Linked DNA regions of Homo sapiens: region 1 is linked to region 2. A link is an interaction called in ENCODE POLR2A ChIA-PET data of the cell type or tissue named here. Cell type or tissue: OCI-LY7. All regions are shown on one strand. Each heading gives the region's core, and the rest is flanking DNA. Links, peaks and the distances in the headings are about the cores only. Region 1 overlaps CSAD (cysteine sulfinic acid decarboxylase). Region 2 holds the start of ESPL1 (extra spindle pole bodies like 1, separase).

Region 1 (2,898 bases), core at 112-2,611, 110 kb before region 2:
CGCAGGTCACTGTGGCCTAAAAAGGCTGTTCTTTTTTATTTTTTTTGGAACAGAGTCTCGTACTGTTGCCCAGCCTGGAGTGCAGGGGTGCAATCTCGGCTCACTGCAACCTCTGCCCCCTGGGTTCAAGCAATTCTGCCCCAACCTCCTGAGTAGCTGGGTTTACAGGCACAGGCCACCATGCTCGGCTAATTTTTGTATTTTTAGTAGAGACAGGGTTTCACCTTATTGGCCAGGCTGGTCTCGAACTCCTGACCTCAAGTGATCCACCCGCCTCGGCCTCCCAAAGTGCTGGGATTACAGGCGTGAGCCACTGCACCCGGCCTCAAAGGCTGGGAGGGAATGCAGTGACTCTGCGGGTGAGGGGTGGTATCAAGGCCGGCAGCAAGACAGAGAAGGCTCACAGGTCCTGGCCTAGCCGCTCCAGCTCGTTGAGGAGGAAGTCCATATCAGCACAGGTCAGTGCAGAGTTGGCCACAACCACACGGAAGAAGTTGCCCCGGGTCCCGTGGGGCTGGTAGCCAATCATCATGGAGCCCTCCTTCACCATGCGCTCCTTGAGCACGGGGGCCACCTGTGGAAGGGTGGAGAGAGATTCCAGCTGCAGCCTGGGTCGGCTGACAGGTAGGCTGGCTTCTTGTCCTGCCAGGCTTCCAGAGGTGCTTTTCCTTCCCACCCAGCCACCTTCTGGGGGTAGCACACCTTGCTCAGACCTTGACCTTGGCCTCAGTTTACCTTTCTGTCATATCTAACCTGCTTGGCCTTCGCTATCTTCTGCTTTTCTCCCCATTTCTCCTGTCTCCAAGAAATCTGTCCTGTGGGACATTTTCTGCCAAATCTTGACTTTCTCTTGATTCCTAACACTGCTTTAGTCTAACTTCAAGCCTTGGTCATCTAAGCCTTAGTCAACACCTTCTTCTCCCCTCTCTTAATTCCTGTAATATTTTTGATAATATTAATCTGTGCCCTGTGATCTAGCAAGTAATTTACAACACTGCCTTGAACACATTGCTTCCAAGTAGGTAACTCTTGCCTTATAATAACAACTCCATAAGGGCAAGAACATTTGTCCTTTCAGATCATCTGCAGCACCTAGTACCACTCTATCTTTAGGGACCAGGATATAACACAGCTCCTCGCCTCCAGATGGCACTTCTAGACTGGCTTTCTCGGGTTGCTGTGTCCCTAGCACGGGTAATAAGGCTTTTCCATGATCATTCTGCCTCATATCTGTCCTGGGCCTGAGTTCCCAGCCCAATTGCCAGCACAAGGCTCTGTGTACTACACACTGGTGACTTCTCTGACTTCTCCTGTAACACACGTCGCTGCTTCTTACTTCCCAGAAACATACCTTCCTCCCCATCCCCACCCCTACCGAAAAGAGAGCATCCACGCCTCAGAGCAAGAGACCAGCAAGGAGACCTGCCATGCCACTCCCAGCCAACAGGGGGCAGAAGCGCATCAGTTGCATCAGCTCCCTAACGGGTAAAGAGAGCAGCACAGCACGCCTACCTTTGACAGCCTTTCGTGGTAATCTGGACTCTCCTGCTTCCCTCGCAGGCTGGGGGGTACGAACCAGAAACACACATTGACAAACTCAGGCTGAGAGGAATGAGAAAGAGGAAGGTGTGAGCTGAGAAAGGGGGACCGTTTTCCCTCTCCCTGCCCCTTTCCCCTCTCCCTGCCCTTTTCCCTCCACTAGGGCTTTAGTTGGGGCTTGGGGGCTGCAAAAGAGCTAGGCTGGGGCAGGGGCCACAAAATAGAAAGGGGTCCTACCTCCATGACTAGCTCAAACCCTTCCCGCTTCTTCATTTCCTCCACCAGGTACCTGTGAACAGAGAGTGAGAAACCATAGGCGGGGAGGAAAAGCAGAGATCCAGACAGAAGAGGCCCACGTAGAATGAGCCACAGAGAGACCGAGAGAAAAGTAATCCCGGGAGCAGGAAAGAGGGAGGGGCATGGACCCAGGAGAGGGGAACAGGGACGACCCCCCACCTCCTCCCGCCTACCGGGCAAGGACAAAGGCCTGGTCGATGCGCCGCTCCAGCCCTTGATCGCCCTGTGCCTTCCACATGAGCCACAGCTTCAGACAGTCCACACGGCGGCCACACTGCACCACCTTGTCTCCCGTGTCCAGAGCCACATCGTAGAACTTGTCCTGCTGGAAAAGGTAGCTGGCCTGGGACCCATGGCAGCGCTTGAGCAGGTTCTGTGTGGGGGTGAGGAGATTGTCAGACCCTACCCTCTCCACCGAGGCTTTCCTCCAGGGCTGCACTGTGGGGGTCTTAGCTCAGGATACCCTCTTCTTTCCCTGGAGCCAGATGGCACTGCTGGGACGGCTGCCTGCTGGCTCCAACACCTTTCTTTGGGTTTCCTCCCAATACCCAGGGTTCTTCCCAAACTCTGATGGCAACCTCAAGCTAGAAACTCCAGGATACCTCTGACTCCAACTTCAAGCTGGAAACTTTTCTTTTAAGAGAGGCCACTGGGGGAGTGAAGGAGCCTAATACAGGTTAGGGTGGTAGCTGAGATGCAGCTTCAGAAGGGATGGTAAAGAGAATAGAGAAAGGCCTGAACTTTATCTAAGGTGGGATAGAGAAGGCAGAGCTCCAGAGAGAGGTGGGGCTGGTGCAGGGGCAGGGGCAGACCCACCGAGGTATCCTGGAGAAGAAGTGCAGAGCATTGCAGGCCTGCTGCGAGGAGCTTGTGGGGATTCCAGGCCACAGAGTCAGCCCTGGATGGGGTGGAGCAAAGGCAGGTCAGTGGCTCCTCCTCCAGCTGCCCAACCAGAGCCCTTCCTCCTTTTCCAGGTCCCCAGCAAAGGGGCTTTGGTCTCACCCTCACCCCAGCATCAGGAAGAACTGCCATGTCTGACCTCCCAGCTCCAATCAATCCTCT
Region 2 (2,898 bases), core at 186-2,685:
CCTCGTGATCCGCCCGCCTCGGTCTCTCAAAGTGCTGGGATTACAGGCGTGAGCCACCGCGCCCGGCCTTTTTTTTGGTTTTCTTTTTTGAGACAGAGTCTTGCTCTGTCACCCAGACTGCAGTACAGTGGCGGGATCTCAGCTCACTGCAACCTCCGCTTCCCGGGTTCAAGCGATCCTCCCAAGTAGCTGGGACTACAGGCCCCCGATGCCACAGCAGCTAATTTTTGTATTTTTAGTAGAGATGGGGTTTCACCATGTTGGTCAGGCTGGTTCTCAAGTGATCCACCCACCTCGGCCTCCTAAAGTGCTGGGATTATAGGCGTGAGCCACCGCGCCCGGCCTTCTTTTCTTTCTTTTTACAAAAATAATCTTCCCTGCTAGATTCTCAACTCATAAAAGAGCTCTATGATGATGGAGAAGGATGAGTTATCCAGTAGAGTTCATCAGCGACAAGCTGATAACCACTTTTGAGCTGAATTCTTTGGTGGAGGAAGGAAAGAGACAGCTGAATCTGTGTTTGGGGAAGTGGTTAGTACTTAAAAACATAAGCCATTAAAGACTGTGAAATATCCCAGGGAATGAATTTCCATAGTTCTTCCTGCTACTCACAACTCCCACCCCACCCCACTACCCTCTCTCCCCCATCGAAGAGCACCAGATCTTGTCTTTCTCATACAACCAATAGAAGGAGTAAGGCTGGAAGGCAGAGAGAGAGCTGGAGGTCGCTACGGGTACTCATTGTAGTTCCCCTAGAAAACCATCTTTAAAATAATTTCGTAGGAAGTTGGGCGTGGCGGTGCACGCCCGTAGTCAGCACTTTGGGAGGCTGAGGTGGGAGGATCACTTAAGCCCGGGAGTTTGAAGCTGCAGTGAGCTGTGATCACGCCACTGCACTCCAGCCTGTGTGTCAGAGCAAGACCCTATCAAAAAAAAAATTCGTAGAAGTCTAAGCCCTTTTTTTCTAGTAACCCAAACCGCGTGAGTTCCTAAGTTCTTTTTGTTATTTCTCTTCTCTTGAAACTTAAACTCTTGCCTGAGCTCTGAAGATAAAGGAGGAAAAGGGGTGGCATTACCGATAGCGACTAAGCGACAGGTAGCTGAGAAACTGAGCTCTGACTGGAAAAAAGGGGGAAACCCGCACCCCCAAGAGGCCCTAACGCGCAGAGCAGCAAGACCCTCCGGGGCGCCGCGGGAGCGCGCAGCGCGGCGGGTAAACTACAACTCCCAGCGTGCCGCGCGCCCGGCGTTGCGCCGCGCCCGCTGATTGGCAGCCGCGGATATTTGAAAGGAGGGTCTGGCGCGGAAAACGAAGGTTACATTTTGGATCCTCGCGGAGTACTGGTCAGGCGGTTAAGTCCTGTACCTAGGAAAGAGGGCGAGCTCTGGGGCGGTAAGGCCGGAAGGGACTCGTGAGCGTGGGTACGTGCTGAAGTGAAGGGGATCCCCAGCGCTGACGCGAGGAGAGGCGTGGGTGGCTCCTGGAGGGAGTGTCGGGAGGCCTTGGGACTGCCCCGGGCCGCTGAAGGGCTGGGCCGAGGCCTCTGGGGTAGCGCGGCGAGTGGTGTGGTAGTGCGGTCGGGGATCTGCCCGGAGGAAGGAAGAGCGGAATCGTCCTTTTATAACGGGAGCACGGCGTCCTGGCGTGGGTTTTCTCCCCGATGAAATTTCTGATGTGATTCTTTGCCTCCTTCCACGACCTTCAGCCCTCTTCCCTTCCTCCAGTTAGCTTCATTAACAATCTTCTCTAATTGGTCTCCTTTTCCCTAGCTCTCCGGTGTCATGAGGAGCTTCAAAAGAGTCAACTTTGGGACTCTGCTAAGCAGCCAGAAGGAGGCTGAAGAGTTGCTGCCCGCCTTGAAGGTGGGGGTGCTGCCTGGCTCGGGATACACCTGGCTTTCCAAACTGAGCTGTTTTGTGTTTGCCTTTTGAAGAGATGGATAAGTAGGCGACCCTCTCTGAGTAACCCTATTTCTAGTTACTTTCTCTACCTCTTTCCTGCCTTTGCTAGCCCCATTCATATCTTTCTCTACTCCTAGGAGTTCCTGTCCAACCCTCCAGCTGGTTTTCCCAGCAGCCGATCTGATGCTGAGAGGAGACAAGCTTGTGATGCCATCCTGAGGGCTTGCAACCAGCAGCTGACTGCTAAGCTAGCTTGCCCTAGGCATCTGGGGAGCCTGCTGGAGCTGGCAGAGCTGGCCTGTGATGGCTACTTAGTGTCTACCCCACAGCGTCCTCCCCTCTACCTGGAACGAATTCTCTTTGTCTTACTGCGGAATGCTGCTGCACAAGGAAGCCCAGAGGCCACACTCCGCCTTGCTCAGCCCCTCCATGCCTGCTTGGTGCAGTGCTCTCGCGAGGCTGCTCCCCAGGACTATGAGGCCGTGGCTCGGGGCAGCTTTTCTCTGCTTTGGAAGGGGGCAGAAGCCCTGTTGGAACGGCGAGCTGCATTTGCAGCTCGGCTGAAGGCCTTGAGCTTCCTAGTACTCTTGGAGGATGAAAGTACCCCTTGTGAGGTTCCTCACTTTGCTTCTCCAACAGCCTGTCGAGCGGTAGCTGCCCATCAGCTATTTGATGCCAGTGGCCATGGTCTAAATGAAGCAGATGCTGATTTCCTAGATGACCTGCTCTCCAGGCACGTGATCAGAGCCTTGGTGGGTGAGAGAGGGAGCTCTTCTGGGCTTCTTTCTCCCCAGAGGGCCCTCTGCCTCTTGGAGCTCACCTTGGAACACTGCCGTCGCTTTTGCTGGAGCCGCCACCATGACAAAGCCATCAGCGCAGTGGAGAAGGCTCACAGTTACCTAAGGAACACCAATCTAGCCCCTAGCCTTCAGCTATGTCAGCTGGGGGTTAAGCTGCTGCAGGTTGGGGAGGAAGGACCTCAGGCAGTGGCCAAGC

Evidence for each region. Peaks named below come from ENCODE experiments on the same cell type or tissue, not always from the same donor. Only the 100,000 strongest peaks of a DNase experiment are listed, where the experiment ranks them.
Region 1: POLR2A ChIA-PET joins it to region 2 with 13 read pairs; 12 of 35 experiments call an interaction of 5 or more read pairs at or near these places.

Annotation. Positions count from the first base shown.
Region 1 is chr12:53,158,111-53,161,008 of GRCh38, forward strand. CSAD (cysteine sulfinic acid decarboxylase) reads right to left here. Exons shown (of 17, transcript NM_001244705.2): 13 at 2,653-2,734; 14 at 2,010-2,209; 15 at 1,777-1,828; 16 at 1,513-1,602; 17 at 1-574. The coding sequence ends at 401. Among named protein-coding and RNA genes, the nearest start is that of ZNF740, 21 kb to the right of the region's middle. RefSeq lists enhancers at 443-943, 1,317-1,944. In OCI-LY7, for the core only: a CTCF peak has its summit at 1,424 (motif pointing right); DNase peaks (open chromatin) are centred at 1,151 and 1,461; H3K4me3 peaks cover 321 bases.
Region 2 is chr12:53,266,985-53,269,882 of GRCh38, forward strand. It overlaps ESPL1 (extra spindle pole bodies like 1, separase), which reads left to right and starts at 1,315. Exons shown (of 31, transcript NM_012291.5): 1 at 1,315-1,393; 2 at 1,771-1,863; 3 at 2,040-2,898. The coding sequence starts at 1,783. RefSeq lists enhancers at 1,252-1,621, 1,682-1,761. In OCI-LY7, for the core only: CTCF peaks have their summits at 1,122 and 1,325; DNase peaks (open chromatin) are centred at 1,197 and 1,827; H3K4me3 peaks cover 2,165 bases; H3K27ac peaks cover 1,558 bases.